Linked DNA regions of Mus musculus: region 2 is linked to region 1. A link is a loop called in an ENCODE intact Hi-C map of the cell type or tissue named here. Cell type or tissue: left cerebral cortex. All regions are shown on one strand. Each heading gives the region's core, and the rest is flanking DNA. Links, peaks and the distances in the headings are about the cores only.

What was found. Peaks named below come from ENCODE experiments on the same cell type or tissue, not always from the same donor. Only the 100,000 strongest peaks of a DNase experiment are listed, where the experiment ranks them.
Region 2: a loop joins it to region 1, with 5 times the contacts of the local background. A loop is called at or near these places in 2 of 42 quality-filtered maps.

Annotation. Positions count from the first base shown.
Region 1 is chr3:85,182,235-85,192,787 of GRCm38, forward strand. No RefSeq gene overlaps it. Among named protein-coding and RNA genes, the nearest start is that of Gm31096, 66 kb to the left of the region's middle. In left cerebral cortex, for the core only: no CTCF peak of the experiment used is centred there; DNase peaks (open chromatin) are centred at 2,131, 2,970, 4,031, 4,129 and 5 more places; H3K4me3 peaks cover 490 bases; H3K27ac peaks cover 5,668 bases.
Region 2 is chr3:84,946,909-84,957,461 of GRCm38, forward strand. It overlaps Fbxw7 (F-box and WD-40 domain protein 7), which reads left to right. Exons shown (of 14, transcript NM_001177773.1): 5 at 7,967-8,049. Among named protein-coding and RNA genes, the nearest start is that of Gm30944, 71 kb to the right of the region's middle. In left cerebral cortex, for the core only: no CTCF peak of the experiment used is centred there; DNase peaks (open chromatin) are centred at 5,322, 5,967, 6,570, 6,778 and 2 more places; H3K4me3 peaks cover 4,432 bases; H3K27ac peaks cover 5,324 bases.

The DNA.
Region 1 (10,553 bases), core at 1,728-9,727:
GGTGTGGCTTGATATCAAAAGGCTGAATATACCTGGAGTTGAAATCCCACAGGGCAGAGGAGAGAATGGGGATGGGGCAGGGAGGAAACTTATGAATAAGGTAAGGAGATGAGGAGAGGGGCATTCACACCCCACACCTCTGTAACCCAACGAGACGGAGACCCGAGAGGAAACAGCAGACAGAGTAACCGATTTCCACTCCGAGTCTGTGTCTTCTAGAAGACAGTAAAGGGAACTGTGTAACTCAAAGCTCCGGCTCATCCAGGACAGCTTTACAAACGGAGGTGAAGCAAAGGCCGCTGGAGAGAGCGAGAGCTGAGAGAATCCACAACCACAACTGTAGACCCAGAGAGGCCTTAAAGAGCTCCTCAGCGGAGGGGTGGGATGTCTGCAGACAGTTAGATCTGCACACAGAAATTAAGCCTCCCTGGAAATGGTTAAGGTGGGTGCAGATCAAGGCATCTAAAACATCATCTTTAGTCACTCTGTTAAACAAAAGATAGCCACCTAAAACTGAACAGTAGGACTGTGGTGTGTGTTTAATATATTACAAACAAACAAACAAACAAACAAACAGAAAACCCAATACATACAACAATGGGACAAAGGTCTGAAGGGACTGGATATTTACAGTTGTGACACTTAGGTGCAATGCTTTCTATTATTTGAGTATAGGCTGTAATTAGTTCCAGTCGGTGCTATAAATTTCAAAAGTAAAATGATGTCAATGCTAGATAATAAGATGGAGGACAAGCTATGCAGTGTCAGGGAGAAGAGAACAAAGATGCAGCAGATGGAACAAGGGGAAATAGACACAAGACAGCAGCTCCAACTTAATATCAACACTTCAAAACACAGAAACAAAAACTAACAAAGATGAAAAGAGATAGGTAATTGTAATCAGAGATTTCAACACTCCCATCTCAGCACTAACTAGATCAGCCTAATGAACATAGAGCAAAATCAGTGAGGAGACATGATGGGACGACCCTCTCTACCAACCTAACCTGTCCCGAGTGATCTCCGCAGGCTGATCCCCTAAAATAGCACATTATATATTCTCATCAAGAACACTTAGAATGTAGGCATTGTAATCTGGGATATAGTGGTGATTAAGCATTTTAAGAACTGGTCAGTGTAATTCTCCATTATAAACAGACTACAGAGGAAGAACTCTGTGATCATCTCAGCAGATAGATTTAAAATCCATTCATGATAAACAAACAAACAAACAAACAAGCAAGCAAACAACCAGAAGGACAAGTAAAATGGCCAGCAAACTAGGCTTCCCCATCTGTAAAGGCATGTTGAAAATGCCTGCAGCCATCAGGATGCTCAGAGGTGAGCAGCTAAGCAAGGTCCCTCAAGACACACACAGGGTGGGAGGGAATCCTTCCTACAAGTTAAATCCGAACAGCTGTGGAAGTTCTAGGCAGTGTGTGATAAGACAAGAAAAAAAATTGCGCGTAGTTTTTAAAGTCTCTTCTTGTAATATCATACCAATCGATCTCGGAAACCTTCGAGTCATCGATTTTCAATGCTGATAGAATTACTAATGGAGGTAATCAGCTCTGGATCGAGGAGCGACCCAGCGAAGCAGCTACATTTCTCTGCAAAAGCACCCAACACTCACCCGGTGAAATTCAGTAAATGCGATTGCAGTTAAAGTGCCATTTACAATAGCACCCCTCAGAGCACTGGATACACATTAAAAGTTTTTAAAAGTGTTAAAGATCTGTATTGCTTTAAGTATAAGATTTTGGTGAAAAAAAAAACTGATACAAATAGAGATCCACCGTGTCTACCCACTGTGAACTCCCCTTGGACGAAGATGCTCTCCTCCAACCTGGGAGCAAATCATTTCTCCAATAGAAATCATGAAGATGGTTGGGAGACCATTATGGAAATTAGCTTAAGGAAGCAACCAATGAGAGACAGGCTCATGGTGAAGAGTCCGTTCTCTTAACTCCGAGGCGTTTATCACAGGAATGATGAGAACCATGCTGCAGAAAGGATAGGCTGTAGAAAGGACAGGCATTTAGATCAATTGAACAGGGCAGGGAGTCCCAGAGAATGCTATGCACACACTGGCAGCAGACTCTGGATACAGGGAAGGACAGACTGTTGAGCGTGGTGTGGGCGGGGTTACATAAACATAAACAGAGGAGAAGACAGCATTGACACAGACTGCTATAAAACACTCAGGAGAAAAATCTCCGTGGTTCTGACTTAAGCAGTGAGTTCTTGGATACAAACCAAAGAGATTATCTAACTGATAAACTAGACTTGATTTGATAAAAACTTACTTTTTTTTTCTTCAAGAAATAAAAAATAAAGGAAATGGAAAACAACACCAAAAATAAAGAGAATAAGAAAAATAACATGTGGAGAAAACATCTGTAAATCACATATCTGGGAAAGAGCTTGTGTGTAGATGGAAATCTCACAGTTTGGTAGTAAGTAAAAACCAGACTGCTCTATAAAATGCAGGCAAACCATCTTAACAGATGTGTTATCAGAGAAGCCATATAGATGGTAAGTATGCACACAAAAGGGTTTGGCATCGCTGTTGATATACAACTAAAATACCACTACAATTAATTACAGCTAGTTACCCATGAAAATAGCAATCAAACAAGAAGCTGCAACCATGTCAGAAAAACACGGGACCATGGAACAATCATAGCTATGCTGCCGGTGGGAATAAATTGCGATTGTTTTGGAAAACAGTTTGGCAGTTACTTTTCAAAGCTATGAATGCACTGATACCAGCCAATCTGGCTCAGGCTATTTACTGAAATGATAACTTCCAATCGCACCAACCCCCGAGTTTGGGTGTTCACTCTGACTTTGCTCATAATCACCCCAAACTGGAAGCAATCCAGACGTCCTTCAGCTGGTTAATGGGTGACAGATACCTGCATGCTTCTTAGCGATGAGAGAAAACACGTTACTAACACAGTCATGGATCATGCTAAGTGAACGAAGCCTGACTCAGGAAGCCGTACACATACTGTACGGTTCTATTTATGTGCCATTCTGGAAAGAAGCGGAAACCATAGGGACAGAAAATAGATCAGTGCTGCCTGGAGCTGGGGCTGAGGGGTCAGGATTGATTAGAAAGGGGCGTGCGGGAACTTCTGGGGACTGTAGAAATGTTTTCTATCTTGATTGTAATGCAATTTACATGAAAGCATGCGTTCATAGGAGTGGAAGAATGAGGTATAAAAAAGGTGAATTTCAGCAAAACACATAAATTTAATCTCAATGATACAGGAGTGGGAAAAAACAACCCTAAAACGTTGCATTTAACAAGCGAGTCTTCTATCATCTCTCCGCGTGACCCCATGATCACAGTTTATGAAGTGGGTTATGCTGTTGGCTAGGTGAGAAAATGTTTGTGGTTCAAAGAGCCAGTGTTGGACAGTGTGCCCGTGAGCAGCGAAGGTGACAGCGGGCTTTTCTGGGTGTGGAGAAGTCTGTTGCCTGCTCCCTGTTGCCTTTGGACCACCATGCTGTGGGAGATGAATAACCTGCTGGTCCCAGTAGTTTGCCCAACGGAAGTTTTCCAGGGAAGCATTTACAGAGTGCCTCCCAGTCTCAGGGTGATTCTACACCGAGCACCTAGGAGTCCTTGAGATCCTGTCCTTGAGGTAAACCCTCCACTTAAGTGAAAGAGGTCTTGTCCTGCCCCTGCCCCTCCGGGCGGGCGTTTCTGGAGGCTGTTAAGCCTGCTTTGCAGCCTGTGCTCTCAGGAACCCAGGCCAGGAGCTGAGACTCCTGTTGTTCACTGTCACTTTATCCTCTCCGCCCACTCCAGCGAGCCTGGCAGGGAGGCCATCCAGAGAGCAGCGGGTCAACAGATGTATGCGCGGCTTGCGGAGCTGAGGCCCAGCTGGGAGGATTAAGCTGTGAAAGGCCCCACTCTAGGCCCAGACCGTGAATCTCCCAGTTCCTGTGGTTTAAGCATAGCCTGAGTGTGCCCGTGGGAGATCCCTCTTCGCTTACAGACAGAGGCTAGAACACGGGTACTGATTCCACTGAAGTGCCAGGTAGCCAGTGAGGGCTCAAAGGACAACCTTTCATTTGAAGGCCTATACTTATAGAAATTGCTTGTCTGCTTGGCTGGGCTTCTGGGAAGGTATCAACCAAGAGAGAAAGAAAGAATGGAGAAGCTGCTGATTGAAAAAGGAGCGAGCCGCTCTGAACAACAGATCTGTGTTTCTTGTGCCTTGCTTGTAGTAATCTTTCCTTTTTAAGAGCCCTCCAGCCTTGGCATGGCTAAAATTATTTTGATCCCTTATAAGTCACCCTTTAAGAAGTCAGGTCACTAGATTGGGGTGAGGGGATACGGGCGGTTCAAGCGACCTGCACTTTGGGGAGTAAGGGGTGCTTTTAACCTCATGGTACTCCCCGGTTTCTGCTTGGTCAGACGATCCAAGCAAAGACTTCTTGAGCTCTCCACCAAAGAAACCTGTTGGCAAGGCCAAGACCACCTGGCCCAGAGCCAGGCTGGAGAGCAGAGCGGCTGCCTCGGGAGAGACGCGACAGCGTTTGTGCAGGCTCTGGTACCTGGAACAAAAATATGCCGAGCAGCAAATTACGGCTTTCAGATGTCACCGCCGCCATCTGACACGGCATTTCAGCGGTTCACGTCTTCATTACCGGGCTGTAGCCTCCTGTTCAGGCTGTTCCTGCGTGGGAGACAGATTTATGCTGCGTGGGCTACTGTATACCGGAGCAACAATGCTCGCTAGGGTTGTCAGGCTGATGGCCAACCCCCTGTGGGGGAGAAGAAGCCTGAGCCTCCGGGTTGCTTTGTGGGTGGGTGCCTATGTGTGTCCGGGACCCATGTGCACCCCACCTCCACCCTCCATATTATAACAATTATAACAGTTTAAGGGAACGTCCTCCTGCCTCCAGGATGGTGCCCTGTGTTTTTCTCATCTCCCTCTGCTTCCGTAACCCCCCCCCCCCATCTGCTAGATCCTTCCTCTCCTCCACCTCACTCCTCTTTGAGGTGGTAACTAGACCAACCCAGCCAGCAATCACAGCAATACCCTGGTGGCCCCCTTTTCAGTTTCTCAGCCTCACTCAGACTAATGGATCAGAAACATGTGCTTGCATCTAATGCCAGTAATCATATCCTGAGTGACCACAGAGAGAGAGAGAGAGAGAGAGAGAGAGAGAGAGAGAGAGAGAGAGAGAGAGAGATTGAGCAGAGGTACCTGTGGTCCCTGGGGATACAGTTACAGGAAGACAGCCTTGCTGACAGCAGCCACTCTGCCTAGCTTCAGTCTGCCTCCCCCTTCGCCAGCTTTCCTAAGCCCCTTGAATTTTTTCGACCCGTGATCTGTGCTCCTGGTGTGAAGAAAACACATTTCCATAGCTTCTGAGTATCTGCTTTGAACTGGTGTTTCCCAGCACTCGTGGTAGCAGACGTGGTGAGCCAGTGTATAGTGGCCGTGGCTAGCGAAACCTAGTGAACCAGGGAAAGGGGACTTGGTTAGGAGAACCCAGGAAGGCTTCCAGGTAGAAGTGGCATTTTGAGGTGCGCCTTAAAGAAAAGGCAGGATGCTGATAGATGCAAATAAGAGAAACTGCCTGTTTGGCAAAAGATGGGAAGACTAGTGGGAATTTAAATGACACTGAAGAACAGCTCCAGAAAGACAAAATAAAAGAGAACCTTGGATTACAAAGAGTTTAAATTCCCTGCTCAGCAGCAGGAAATTTATCAGTCATGGGAGCCATTGCAGGTTTTAGAGCCAGGGAGAGATAAATTAGTGTCTCCCAAGCAAACTTCGAGAGTACCCTCAATAGACTACAGAATATAGAGTATAGGGGTGATGTGAGCACCCCAGAGGGTATTAGATGACCTGGCAACGGTCTGCAAGAGCAGACATTGCACATTTGATAAGGATGGAAGGAAGGTGGTGTTGCAAAGATTTGGCAAGTGGTTGGATTTGAAAAATAAGGCCAACAGCTCTACCAGGGACATCGCTAACTCTGAGAGTGGAGGAGGGACAGAGAGAACAGCTGATTTGTAGCTTTGCAGGAGATACCTGAGTCAGGATGTCCCTGGGGAGCTAAGGTCGGGGCTGATAATGATGGAAAGGTAGTGGCTGTGAGGACCCTCTTCCTGGAGCCACCAGTCGTGAGGAGACAGAGTGAGGGCAATGTGGAAGGGAGGGGAGCTGAGAGCAGACTCCCAGGGAGAGAGACAGACACCTGAAAAAGAGAGAAACTGCCACTAAGAGCTTCTTGCCAGGAAGCTGAGGGAGGATAGATTCCTGTCACGTGCTGAGGTGGCTGAGGAGGCCCCAGGGCTCTTTCCTGAGGCTCCCTCAGGACAGAGGTGGGTGGAACCAGAAGCCTGCACGGAGAAGAGTGGGTGGTGGAGAGGAAGAGTAGGCGAGCCTGTATCCTGAGAGCTTAAAAAAAAGGGTGGAGGCTTATCCTTTGAGGATGGCTTAAGGGTCTTTGGTCTGGCATCCTGGAGCGGGGCTATGGAGGCAGCAAGGGGCCAAAGGCTAGGCTGGTGCTCTCTGTCAGTGATCACCTGTTTTCTGTGGCAGCCAGAAATGCCAGCAACTCCTCAGAGCAGCAGGTGAGGAACTGGCTGCGTTCATATAACGACATGTGTGTTAATGTCACAGACTTGACTTCTTTTTCACTAAGGCCCACAAACGGGTTGTGGCGTTTTCTGCATTGCCCTGCGCCTTATTTTAGGGACTACCCTAGGGTGACTGTTGAAGGAAACATTAATTCTCTACAACCTTGACAGGAGGAGCATGAAGAATGTACCAGCGTCTCTTCTCCGTTCCTCAGAAGAAAACAGAGCCCGTCCTTTTGAAGGCAGACTCGGGCTCATTGATCTCTCCTCAGGAGAGGCTGCCAAAGAGAAACAAATCCCATAAGCACTGTGACAGTGTTCAGGAAAGCAGCTGGTTACTCTGGTTTAGGAAGGCAGAGCCCTCCGGGTGACAGCCTCCCAGTGGAAAGCTGGGCTTTGGCTGCCTCCTGGCTCCGGTGGCAATCCCTCCACTCCCACACATGAATTTCTCACAGGTGACCCTCATGAGCCACCATCCCAGGCCTCTCCATCCGTCACCTTTGACAGCTGGACCTCCAGGTGTTGGCTACTTTTGTGTGTGTTTAAAGATTTATTTATTTAATGTATATGAGTGCACTGTAGCTGTCCTCAGACATATCAGAAGAGGACATCAGATCTCATCACAAATGGTTGTGAAAGAGGACATTGGATCCCATTATTATAATAGTTGTGAGCCACCATGTGGTTGCTAGGAATTGAACTCAGGACCTCTGGAAGACCATTCAGTGCTCTTAACCTCTGAGTCATCTCTCCAGTCTCAAAAGGAATGAATATTCTTTGTAGGCTTAGAATTTTTTTTAAAAAGTGGCTGTGATTTGAAGATGTTTGTTTGTTTGTTTGGTTTTTGTTTTTGTTTTGTTTTTACCTATTTGTGGTTTAAAAAACATGTACTAGCTGTGTACCAGGCCTGGCAGAAGAGTGAATGTCCAGAGTCCCTTGCGGAGTATAGATGTTACCTGCTGTCAGATCGTGTTACAGAGCCTCCATCAGTATCTGGGAAAGGGGCGGCTTCCAGCGATGCACTGTTTAGCTGCTCCCAGCCAGTGTTTGTTTCTAGCATCCAGTCCTTCGGCAATTCTGGAGGAATTCCCTGTCTGTCTAGTTTTAAAGTTCCCAATGTTCCTTCCTCCTATGGAAGTGAAAGCTGACTTGGGAACTCGTGACTCAGCCTCAGTTCATCCCCCGGGGCACTGAATATTGCAGGAGAGGCAGAGAGCAGTTGGCGAAGTTTATAAATTATTGAGTTATTGAAGCTTCCAGGAGAGCATAGAGTGTCCAGCACAGGGATATCTTGCCATAGTATCACTTCTTCCCATGCTGACCAGGGTCTGGGGCCAGCTCCGTGCCTTACCATCCCAGGCTGACTCTCCAGACTCTCTGCCTGCCTCTCCCCCAGGCCCCTCATGCGGGAATTTATCTTTTACTTAAGTCAAACTGCATGCTGGAGCTTGGAACCTCTTAAATATAGAGAAGCTAAATGATAGGACCTGAGGAATGGGTGCAACCAGATCCAGGAAACAAACAGGGCATACTCTTGACTCAATGCCTCTCTTGTGATGGGGGAGGCAGAGAGTAAAGACATCAGTGCATACACCAGACACACACACACACACACACACACACACACACACACACACACACACGTACACATCAGAGGGTAGCAGAGGATACCGAGAGAAGAGATCTAATGGGAATACAGGGTCAAAGGGAAGATCACCCTGAGAAGGCAGCAGTGGGGAGAGCCTGGAGTGTTGAAGCTTGGAGGAGTCTTCCAGGCTGATGGAATCCCTAAGTTGAAAGATCCAGAGGCAAACTAAGAGTAAAGGTACTTCTCTTGGCCTTCTGGTTTCCAGGACTCTGCCCAAGCTTTGGTTACTGCATGCCTGCACCGTGGGTGTGAGGCTTGTCATCTGCAGTTGGAGGCAGGATGGGAACAACCTCATAGGGAGTGGGGTTAGCATTGGGGCCCTAGAGGACAGAGTGGGTCACCCTAGCCATCTCTTGACACCCAATATGAGCTGCATGCATATGTCAAGAGGATTAGGTTATTTAGCACCACAGGGGCAGAGGGAGAGCTGGAAGTTAGCTGTCACTAATGTGACCGTTCTTATCAATCAATAATCAATTGAAAGTCTATACCCTACGGCCTCTTGGATTTTGCCTATCATTTCCTTGTATTGAATTTATGAACCCCTAGGCAGATACTCATGTTACATTTCTGCCAAGGTATGAATGCAGGCCGGCTGCTCTTCACCATTTGGTTCTGTTGTTGGTTCTGTGGTGGGATTCTTGAACTTTTGGCTAGTTTCCTTGGCCCATGAGGGAGAAGTTGGTCTCTGGCATTTGTTCACTTCCTGCACTTACTCACTGTTCCTGGTCATTAGGGCTAGGGCTAGGGACTCCGCTTGGAATGAAACTACTCGGGCCCTGGTTCTAGGCTCCTCCTCTCTGATCCCTTCATTGCTATCCTTTTTCTTTCTTGTCTTCTTCCTCCCTTTCCTCCTCTTCTTTCTCTCACATTGGTACCCCAACTTTTCTGTCCCTCTCTCTCCTGCCATGTACCTCACTTGATTGGTTGGAACCATCTCCCAAGGAAACGGCGCATAGAGGAGCCTTGACTGACCTTCCGTGTTGCTCACCTCACACTTGGCCTTGGGTAAAGAAGGTCAGGTGAAAACAAACTCCCTACCCTAGAGGCCTTGACCTCGCTTGCCTTTGTCAGATGACCCTCAAGTAAACTGACTCTGAAACTCCTTCTCTCTAGACAACAGATCAGTTCTCACAGCTTGGGAGGTGTGATTCCCACACCTGGTGTCCCCGGCCAGCATGGAGCAGCTATTTCTGCTTTCCCAGTCTCCTCCAGTGCCAATGGCCATGTTTTCTCTTTGGAATGACTTGTACAGCCTTCCCAGGTTGGCTCTTCCAGAGTTGTTTGCAATCATTTAAGTTGGCACAATATAATTTCAGAGGGCTTTTTGGGGCTGTGGATGAAAAACTTAAAATGTAGATTCCCTTGACCCAATAATGCCAACCCTGGGAAATGTTTTTAGAAAATAATCAGAGACACAGCCAAAAGTTTGTATAAGAATATTTATTTCAGTGCTAGTTATAATGGTAAAGGACATAAAGAAACAATCCATAGGCACTTGGTTAAATAATTTATGGCAACACTAGGCAGCCATCTCTCCCTCTCTCTCTCCCTCTGTGTGTGTGTGTGTGTGTTTGCACTTAGAGCATGCTTGATATGTGTGGCTCGGCTTTCTGTGACTGCAACATGGACTCAAAAAAAGTCAATCTCTAACATTCCTTTGGTTCGTGGCTTGAGAGGTTTTGAGTCATGACTGTTGCTTTGCCTGTGGATGGCACATCACAGCCAGAGCCAGTGATAGAGTAAAACCATTCACCTCATGCTTAGGATGTGGAAAGAGGGGAGATGAGGGGGCTGGGGTCCCACAATCCTCGTCAAGGCTGAGTGAGAGTGGCTGTTGCAGTTTCCAAATCGATCTGGCAGCATCACGGAGGTCCTCGCTACCTGCCCCAACGTTCTGGGTTCTCAAATGAAGTGTGTGTGTGTGCGTGCGCGAGTGTGCGCATATTCCTTAAACAGCTCAGTGGTTGGGCCACTTCCAAAACTCCATGTAGCTAACACTCTCCCCTCCAATATTTCTGAGTTATTACTTACTCACTAAAACCTATATTTCATCTTGGCTGCGCTGGACCCAGCCCTCTTGGACCGAGTGCACCTACATGACAGTTATGTTCTCTGTTTGGCACCTCTCAGGTGTGGCCTCCTCTCCTTTCCTGGCATGATGACTGTCTCTTCCTGTTCCTCCTCAGCCCCTTGTCCAGGAATCCTAAAGTCCTGCCTCTGGCTCCCTCTCCAGTCATTGGCCACCGGCAACTTTATTTACCAGTCAAAACCAACTGGGGAAAGGGTCCC
Region 2 (10,553 bases), core at 918-8,917, 240 kb before region 1:
CTCCCCAGCATAATTTTGTCTTAGTTGGTGGGGTTCTAACCTAGCTTTCTCTACCCAGTGTCTGCCATCCTTTCCTCATTGCCACTTGCCTCAGACTTCCTACCTGCAGTAGAGGCATGCTTGTAATGACCAGGGAACCAGTCCTCTGAAAGCAGAGCACCTTTTTTTTTTTTTTAAAGCAATGTCTGTCAGCTTGACCCACTACCTTGTAATGGGAACTAGAAAGCGAAGTTGAGCTCTGGAAACAGAGCCCACATCCTGGCAGGACACCTGTTCTTACTATTGTCACCATTAATGGCAGTTACCATTTGTAGGGTACTTAATACCTGTTAGACATTCGGAGAGTCCTCACAGTCCCTTAGGGTATGTAAGTATCTGAGGAGTACTACCACTCATTCCCCACACAACTCATGTGCCAAGTGGCCGAAGGCACACTGACGTTTGAGCCAAAGTTACTCCTCAGAGTCTGCGCCTCAAGTTCATCACAAAGAAAGATTAGATTAGATGGCTCCAGGTCCACTCCATGGTATATGGATGGCTTCCTGGTACTCAAGTGTTTTGTTGGTTCAATAGGTAAAACACTCCTTTTATTTCTTAGTTTTTAGCTTTTTTAGATGCCTCTTTGTCATGACTAATCACTAATTTAAGAAATTAGTTCCAGGATTTTAAACATTTGTAAGTGAATACAAGATTGGTATTCACACACAAGATTTCATATACATGAAAACTTTTCTCAAGTAGATTTGAACTTCATAGCCAGCTCCAATAAATATAGACGTGGATGAAGAAAATAGTAAATTGGGCTGTAAGCTTTCCACTGAAGGAAAGTAAATTTCATCTTGACTGTGTATTAGTTACTATTTTGTTTTTCCTAAAGTCAACCTTTTATATTTTTATGACATTTTCTTTACAGAAAATATAAGAATAAGTTTACAGTACAGTTTTAAGAGGAAACAACTAATAACACATACATTTAAGGTAGTGGTATTGTATTTTAGATCTAAAGTGTGAGATAGAGAAACGCAATACTTGTTAGTAGATTGAGGGTAGCTTGCATGGATTGTTGGCCTAGTGCACAGGTGTGTACTATATTGTGAGGTATGCTGACTTCCTACCAAATCCCTGACAATTCTACAGAAATATATATCCTAGAAGCAAATAAAACTTCTAGCTTTATTTTCTTCTGTGACTGTGTTAAATGAAACTCTAACCTTCATTATTGTGTGTAAGTTCTGAATGTGTGGACATTTATATTTTTGTACATTCACATACATGTGCACATGTGCATATTATAATCTTTGCATTGACTTTGTAATTGATTGTGCCAGATTACCAGAGGCTGCATCTCTCTCTGTAAAGAGGCTTTTAGATAGTTTGAACTTACAGAAAAATAAATAAATACTATTTTTACAGTTATATTTAGTTAAATAAAACTTTTAAAGTCTGAGCTTTATGTTCATTTACAGTTTGATTTACTATGGTTACAATTTTTGTATAAAATCTTTTTGTGTTTTTCATATTTATTTTAAATTATATATTGTGTTTAATGTTGGGTAGCTATGCATTAATACTATAGTGTTGGTTTAGTTGGAGGGTATTTTGGAAAACGAGAGTTCGATATTTTTAAAACTAATTTTATTATGGGTTCTAAAAGCTCCGCTTCCCCACCCTGTGTGTGGGGTGTGTGTGTGTGTGTGTGTGTGTGTGTCCATGCCCTTGTCCTTTCTTATTTTACTATACATTTAATAGACGAAGAAAAAGTCTTAAATTATATACTATCATGTGCTTGACACATTTTAAGAGCTGGCTAATTTCCTAATGAATGTAGGAAATGCCCTACTAGCCAGTGCCTTGCCTACTGCAGTAGTGCATGCATGGGTGCTGAGCTGCACACCTCCTTCCCAGCTGATAGCACCTGCAAGAGAACACTCCCACTGACTTTCCACTTTAGTCAGGAGCCTTTCCATAGGAAAGTTAATGACAACGAGTTAGTAATGATTCAAAAAGTTTGTTACAGCCTCACATGCTTGGCATTCTTTTCTTTGATGTAGAAAATTTGAGCTGTCTCTAATCTAATTCTGCTCAGGGCAAGACAGCTAACTGTGGTAGGTAGTTTCCTGTTCTTTTCCAGAGTAGAATGTTGTCATGATAATAAGATCACTGACATCAAAATACAAACACATCTTCTTACTATTATAAGGTAGAAATGTATTTTTAACTGTTAGCAAGGTAACTAAGAAAATAATATTCATGGTACAACCAATCCTATTACAGTAAACTTGGAAATACTAAGTATAGTAGATATTAAGAAACATATACTTTATATATTCATACATATGCCTGAATTACCAAATTACTCTTATGGTTGTACTGCTTGCTTGAAAGGCCAATTGTTTAAAACTGTTATTTGTTACATAAATGTTTTTCTGGATGTCCTACAGATAACTTGAGTGATGTATGAACCTTCCGGGAGTAATTATTAGAGAGAAAGTTGTACAGAGATAACATTAGGTTGTTGTGGCAGAAGACTACCAAGACTAGTTAGTAATGACTTGGAACAGTAATTGTGTGCTGTAGGGAAGCCAGGAGTCTGAAGGTCATGCCAAGGAGGATAGATGCAATTCGCTGTATGTGCATACTTCACTTGCATCATCCACAGTAGACTGTTTTGGTTTGTTTATGTATATAACCAACTAGGTGTCCAGCCGTTTGCTCAGAGCGAGTCATTTGCTTAGACTAGCGGTGGTTAACCATTCTATGCCATTATCTCCCAGAGCTTGGGCTCTGGTTCAAAACATCTTTGTGCTGCTTATTTCTGGAGCCAGCATCCACTTGTATACAACCAACTCTAAAGCTTGCTAATAGGTTTTAATTTAAATAATGCTTATGCATTGCTAGTACAAGGAATATTTCAAAAGAATGGGAAAATTATTGCCTACCTGGAATTGCATGAAAATTTATTTTATTATAATGAAAACATATTTACTATGTTGAGATATTCTAAAATTTTGTACAACTGACATTAGCATTTATTTATCTATAGTAGAAACTCACCAGCTAATCTTTTTGATGAACTTCTACTTGATGTTACAGCATAAGACATAAAATACAAAGTAAGCTTAGAACTACATAGATTATAGGCTAAAGTCCCATGTTTCTGTCCATCCAGGTGTAATATAGATAGAAAAAAGTATTTAAAATATATTACTAAAACACCTAAATATGATTTATGCTTGAGACCATCTGTAAGCTAAGACAGCCAGAAATCAGACGATGTGAATGCTTTGCTTTGCCTGGGTCATATGTAGAGTCTGGTAGTAAGGAGATACGACGCATGGTTTTCAGTGATGCTACTTAAAAAAAGAGTGCTGGAAAAATCTTTATTTTTATTTTGTTACTTTGAAATCTGATTAGGAAATTGGTTAACTAGTTTTGCTTGGCTAGTTCTTTACAGTTAAATTAGCATTGTAAACTAAGTATTGGGAGAATTGTTTAAATATTTGGTAAATGGAAGTCATCATTAGTAATTATAACCATACATATTTTTCACTTAAAGGGCTAAGTTAATAGGGGCCACTCCTAAGTGATCACCTTGGCAGATGAAGGAAGTGAAGGAAGTGGGATGGTATAGACTTTCCAGTGTATCCTTTTCATATAACTTTATGAGCAAGTTTCCTTGTAACTTCATGACCATAATCAGCAGTTATGTGACCATGAGAACTCCTTTGAATAAAGGTATTTCTATCTCTGGCACCCCACTAAGCTTACCCAATACAAATTCTATAGGAGAGTCCAACTACTTGTTAATATTCTTCAGTAGCCTGGAACAAGCAAGAACTCCATATTTGCTGCCCCCACCCCACAACCCCTGATCTTGAAGCAACTAGTTAATAAGGGTCTGTATATTTTCCCAAATATTGGACACACCCTCGCCCCCAAAGCAAGAAGTTTCAATTTAAAAAGAACTTCCCTTTGCAGAGAGTGAATTGATTGATAGGAAAAATAACTTTTGTTGAGCATGTATGTACATATTGTGTCTGATGGGGGGTGACATAAGAATTAGGTAAATGTTTGAGAAGATAATAGACAGTAGAACATAATTTCTTGGAGAGAATCTAAGATGTGCATCTTCATAAAATTTACATGTGGAAGTAAACAGTATTACATTGAATGTCATGTTTATAATGGTAAACATTTTAAAAATTGATATTTCATGTAATATTCCATTACCATGCAGAACTACTAAAATATATTGTTCAAATAGTAGGAATCTATTTTCTAAAGAAACTAAGTGCTCTAAGTAACTATGGGCACATAGCTTACTTGTAATAAAGAACATTAGTGGGGAGGATAGGAGTTAATTAACTGGGCACTAGATAATAGCTTTCTTATCCAAGAAGTCTTATCACCACTTCCAAGGGCAGTTGTGTAGCAAGTTGCAAGATGAATACCTAAATTTGTACATAATCATTCTATGAGAAAGGTTGCCTTTAGGCAAAGTTAGTTTCTTTATTATTACATAAAATTCTTTTTTAATGCTAAGCAATGTGCATTGCCACAATCATTTTTGAGGTAAAAGTCTACCACCTCTTGTTGGCCCAGGGTGAGTGAATGTCAGGGGATTCCCAAGTGAGCACGGAGCACATGGAGAAAGTAGCCTTGATACAAACATGCATTAGGTAGAAGTGGTTCATCTTTAAGGGTAACCCTTCTTGTTCCCGAGAATCACTGGCAGTTATCTTGAAAACTATATTTTAAAATAATGTGTGGTAAAGCTTAAGAAATAATTTTACTAAATCATAATATAAGAGACAATCAGGTGAAATTTATCTTTTATTACATAATTTCTGTAAAAGAACCTTTTGCTCCAAACTGGTTTACTTTGTTGTCAGTTCCCCCAAGAATACTTAATTTTTCCCTTTGGAATTGCCCATATCACACTGCCCAAGCTACTTGAAGAATATAGTCAGCCTCTGCCAAGTCTATCCAGTAGGATGACAGTAATGAAAGTAGCCTGCTTCGCCTCTGTTGGGGGTGGGGGTTACCCAAATACATTTCATTTCCAAAATGTTTCTTTCTGGAAGGACTTATTTGTGGTAATGCTGATTGCTATTTAAATCTCGTCAAAAATGTGGGTTTTACAAAACACAAAAATAATCTCCTGAAAGTTTGGAAGGGGAGAGGGGCTGTGGTGTGGGGGCGGTCTCTGCTGCCCACGTCCGCCCTCTGTTCAGTGCGTTGTGTGCTTACGGGCTCCCTGGAGCAGATCACCATATAATTGATGTGCAGTCTGCATTGCTGAACCCTGGACTGCACCATTCTGTGTTCAAGGGAAGATGTAATCTGATCCCTCTGCTGCTGAGGGAGGAATCTGTTCAGTCAAGGCTTTGACAGGGCATAGTCTCCTCCAATAATCTTGTGGGTTCTCGCTCATTATTCCCCGAGTTCTCCTCAGTGGAGCTGCATGCGTGTGTGCGTCCCGAGCAGCGTTCTGGTTCTGAGCTGCGTCTGCTGGTGCTGGGGAGTTTTGCTGCCGGTTCCGCTGCCTAATCTTCCTTTTCTGGCGTGCCTGAGCATGTCCACGTTAGAATCTGTGACATACCTACCTGAAAAGGGGTTATATTGTCAGAGACTGCCAAGCAGCCGGACACACGGGGGCACAGAATCCCTGAAGGGGAAAAATACAGAAAATATGGGTTTCTACGGCACATTAAAAATGATTTTTTACAAAGTAAGTAATCTGTTTTCTTCCTGTGCTGTGTGGTTGTGTGTGTGTGTGTGTGTGTGTGTGTGTGTGTGTGTGTGTGTGCCTGAGAAGGAAAATCTGTATCATCAGAGATGGCTGCAGCATCCTCTAATTTTGGTGGGTGGTTGGATTCTGGTATTCTGCTTTATTTCATGACTGTTGTAAGCAAGTATGGAGCGATGGTGTGAGCTGGGGGAAGCTTTAAAATAAAATGTACATTTCCATCTGAGATTTTTTCACTGAAAACGTATCTGAGACTCCAGAAATGTAGCTCCGTTAAATGCTGACCTGGAAATACTCAGCCTCACTTGGCTTTCCGTGAACCTTTCTGTTCAGTTTTCCTGTACCATAGTCATACGTATGTGTTCCTTAGTTAACTCTTGGAGTGTAGTCACTGAAACGTGTAGGGTTTATGTTTGAAGAGATTGGACTACTTGTGGTATCTTAAAAAAATTACCCAATTAATTTTTGGTTATAAAGTCAGTATTTTCAGTTAACATTACAGTATTTAAAAGATTTCCACAGTCATTCAGAAGATGCTTTGTTTTGTAAAATAATTTAAACATAAACCCTTCTCAGTGAATTCTGTGATATATGTTTTAAATATTTTATTCATTGAAAGATTCTAGATGGAAATAAAGTTTGCTTTTAGTGGCAATTAGATGTCATTTGTACCAGCATATTTACAAGGCGTTCTGGGAAGTTCTGAGAGCCAGCATTACTGACTTAATTCAGATGAGTGTCAGAGACTCCCATAATGATCAGGAAAATCATCTGCGAAAGTTACCAAGCTCTGTACTGGCTGCCCTTCCTGATGGATTCATTTGTGTGTAGGTACATGTCTGAGTATCTGAATTCTACACGTGGAAGCACATGGCTCCCTGTGCATTACAGCTTCTATATTTTTTGTTTTCTGATAAGATTATTTACAAAGAGAAAAAATAATATATTTGGAGATTATCTTTTAAAAATGAAGTGAGTATAGAAACTTCCAGAGGGAAGAAAGCAGGCCAATTCTGTTTCCCACAGTAGGTATTTCACTAAAGTATAAATTGTGCATAAGCTTCTTGAACCTTCGCAGCCACAGATGACCCAGTGTTGACTGGGACACTTTCTTCACGATAACAAGTCCTTGCTATCCCATCCCAGAGTTTGAATCTTTTTAATGCCTTTTAGTATTTACAGTGTATATACTATGTTCCATGTGTTCCTGTGTGAAGCAATAGGTAGGAAAATGAGCCTACTGCAAAATAGGGGTTCCAGCTTACTATAAAAATGAAGATAGCTATCTCCCCATAACATGCAGTAATACAGTAGCTAGTGAGACCCTGCAAATCCAAGAGAAGCTGTTGAAATAGGAAAAGTTGAACCTTAACAGATTTTATTTTGTATACATATACTCAGATGACCTACGTTAATTGATAGTGAAATACAAAAATAAATATTTCAATATTGACATTGACAAATGCAATTTTGAATGTATTGATAGCACAACATGGAATAGTGAGAAACCTTTAAGATGTACATGTTAGACATGTCTCATATATCATATGTCTTAGTCATAACTCATTCTTTTACAATCATTTCGTTGTTTCAAGAGTATTTTTTCCTGCGTATTCTGTATGTAGCAGTTGATGATTTTTTTCCTTCAGCTTTACTGTGGCAGATACAGATTGCCTGCTATTAGGGATTTACTCTTTTTAACTGTCTCTGTTATCCTTGCTAAACTCTTCTTTATTTTAATCACTATTCAAGATTAGCTTATTTTGCTCTCTACCTTTGTATAATGATATGAATGCTTAAAATTCAGTTATTCATATTTCTGGTTGTGAAATTTAAAATTTTTATCTTACTATTTTTAAAGAAAAATGATTAGTAAGGAAGACATACTAAATACAGTTATTTTCTATGTGTGCTAATAAATTTTTTCTTGTTATTAAACTGAAAAATGAAAAGTATATAACATTCTAAGGGCATGGTAAATATTAGTCCCTCACCTAACACTGCTCTTCCCAGTAGAATACTAAGGGAACATTACCTATCCAGTCCATAAGAGTAAAGCAAATAGGAAAAACTGCGTAATATATTTTCTGATTAACCTACTAATAATCATCATTTTAGACACATGAAAATTTAACAGTTTTTAAATATTAGCATGCAAACTCAAAGTCTGATAATGGACCAAGTAATTTTTTTTATTTTATCTGTTTTACTTTATAGATGAAAAGAAAGTTGGACCATGGTTCTGAAGTTCGTTCCTTTTCTTTGGGAAAGAAACCATGCAAAGTCTCAGATTATACCAGGTAACGTTGAATAGAGGGGTAGGCGGGCATGTCATCTGGAAACATTTCTTTGAATTTGTTTTCGAAGAATAATAGTGCTACTGTATTCAGTGTTGTTGGTTGTTGAAATGTGTTTTAACATTACAGAAACGGGGAAGGGCATGAGGCTCAACCCAAGCAGAAGGGCTGGCACTGTCCATCTTGGACTTTCTCACTGATACTCTGATGGGAGACACATGCTGGAGTTCTTTAAACAAGATTGCAAAGTCACAATTTTAAGGACTTCTAAACAGTAAACCGCGAGGAAATGTCTCTGGTTACTATAGCAACTGCTGTTTTAGGGTAGCTACTTTCATATACCAAATCGAAGATAAATTTATTAGCAGTGAGGTAAATCTCCCGGTTACTAAAACTTACTTCATGGAATGAATGTATTAGAAATCCCCATTTATTGGCATGATGGGTTTTATGTTTTAACACATACATTTCTACACTTGTAGAATAGTTTCCATAACAACTAAATACAATTGTAGTCTTGTTTCCTTCTTCACTCCATCATTTTTGGATTTTGCGTCAGTATAAAACTTTGCCCACTCTCACGCTAATTAGACTAACTTAAGCACAATATCTCATTTCCCAGCCAATTAAACATGGTTTTGGATGTCACTTGAAATGCTGAATTTTAACATTTAAATGACAAAAGTATCTAAGAACTCTGTGGTCCCCTCCCCCACTTTTGTATAACTGTCACTTTTATTGAATAACTGGTCAGAGTGAACAGTAGAAATTCCAAGGACATTATGGTTAGGATCTTTTTTTAAAAAAAAAAATTTTGATTTAGTTATTTTTATTCTGTGAAACAGAATAAAATTAACATTGCCTAGATACAAGATTTTCTAAAACATCATTACAAATTGTCACACACCCCATACATACAGTTTGTTTTTATTTTGTTCAATTGTGGAAATATATTTAATGCTCCTGGGTAATCAAGGAATCATACTGCTTAGGATAACTTTACATACAGAAAGCTCTGGCAAGATGATGCTAAAGAGATGAAGAAAGCTTCGTTCTCTGTACAGCCCTTCTCCCCTCCCCTCTGCTGTCTGACAATTTCACTGTTGGGCGCTTGCTTCCACCAGAGGGTGTGGAGGGATAGAGAGACACCGCAAATATTCACGTCATTTTGGTTTTCCTTCTAACCTTGATGATATATTTCTCAGATGAGGAAGTTGTTTGATGTTAAACTAATTGTAAATGTAATTTTTTTAATGCACAGATTTCAGTCTGTTCACATTATTTTGGTCTTCTATTAAAGACAATACCAAAACAAAAGTATTAAATGATCAGCTGTTTTAGAATAAAACTTTTGGTACAGAACACATTCTCATAAAATTTTTGTTGCCTACTTTTTATATCAAGACAGCAACAGCCTTTTAACAAGGAATCCTACTAAAGGAGAATTAGAGTCAATACATATTTATTTCCATGTCTTTGACACAATTTTGTCAGTTAGTAACATATATGTTTGATATTCAGTAATGATTCTGACAGGTTTTTTTTTGACAGGTAATAAGATAAAACTCATTTTGTATTCTCCTGCCTCCTTAGGAGACTTTAACTATTAACACAGCCTGTTTTATTTTGGAGAAAAAGAAACTGAATTTGCTTTTGGATTTGAATGAAGGAAAGATTGATTTGCTAGTTGAATATTAGAGATTGTTGTAAATAAATATTAAAAAATTCAAAGGGTGCAGGCATAAAGATTTTTCTATAAAATAGTGATTTATGTACCGTTTTAAAAAATTAAGAGTTTCTTCATTAGCGATTTGTCAGAGGTTGAAAATCAGTTGTTATGGTACAGGTTACATGTGCTCTTTGTGTTTCTTTTTTAATTCTTTTCTTTTTGGTTTTGTTTTGTTGGGGTTTTTTTGTTGGTTTTTTTTTGTTTGTTTTGTAAACAAATTCACTGTAACCCAGCCTGACTTAGAATTCACTATGTAGCTTGCCTCAAACTTAAAATGGTCTTTCTGCCTCATCCTCAAGTGCTGTGATAACAGATGTGAGCTGTCTGCTCTTTGGATTTAAGATACTTTATTATCATAGTTCAGTGAGCTGAGGATTCTTCCACAGGTCTAGTTTTGTTGAACGTTAATACCACCTGTAAGGCAGAAATGCTCACATTACCTGGTTTGAGGTGCTTGAACCAGCTTAGAGGAGCCACCAGCGTGTCTGTGTGTGTGTGTGTCTGTGTGTGTGTGTGTGTGTGTGTGTGTGTGTGTGTGTGTGTGTGTGTGTCTGTGTGTGTGTGTCTGTGTGTGTCTGTGTGTGTGTGTGTGTGTGTGTCTGTGTGTGTGTGTGTGTGTGTGTGTGTGTGTGTGTGTGTCTGTGTGTGTGTCTGCTACAGTCTCAGGGCTGGAGCAGAAGCACTATACTCTGTTCTGAGTTCATTTATTTAGTGTTTTTCATTATCTCAGTTAAATTATTGGATAAGAATGTTTAGTTATCTCTTTTAATTTTGTTTG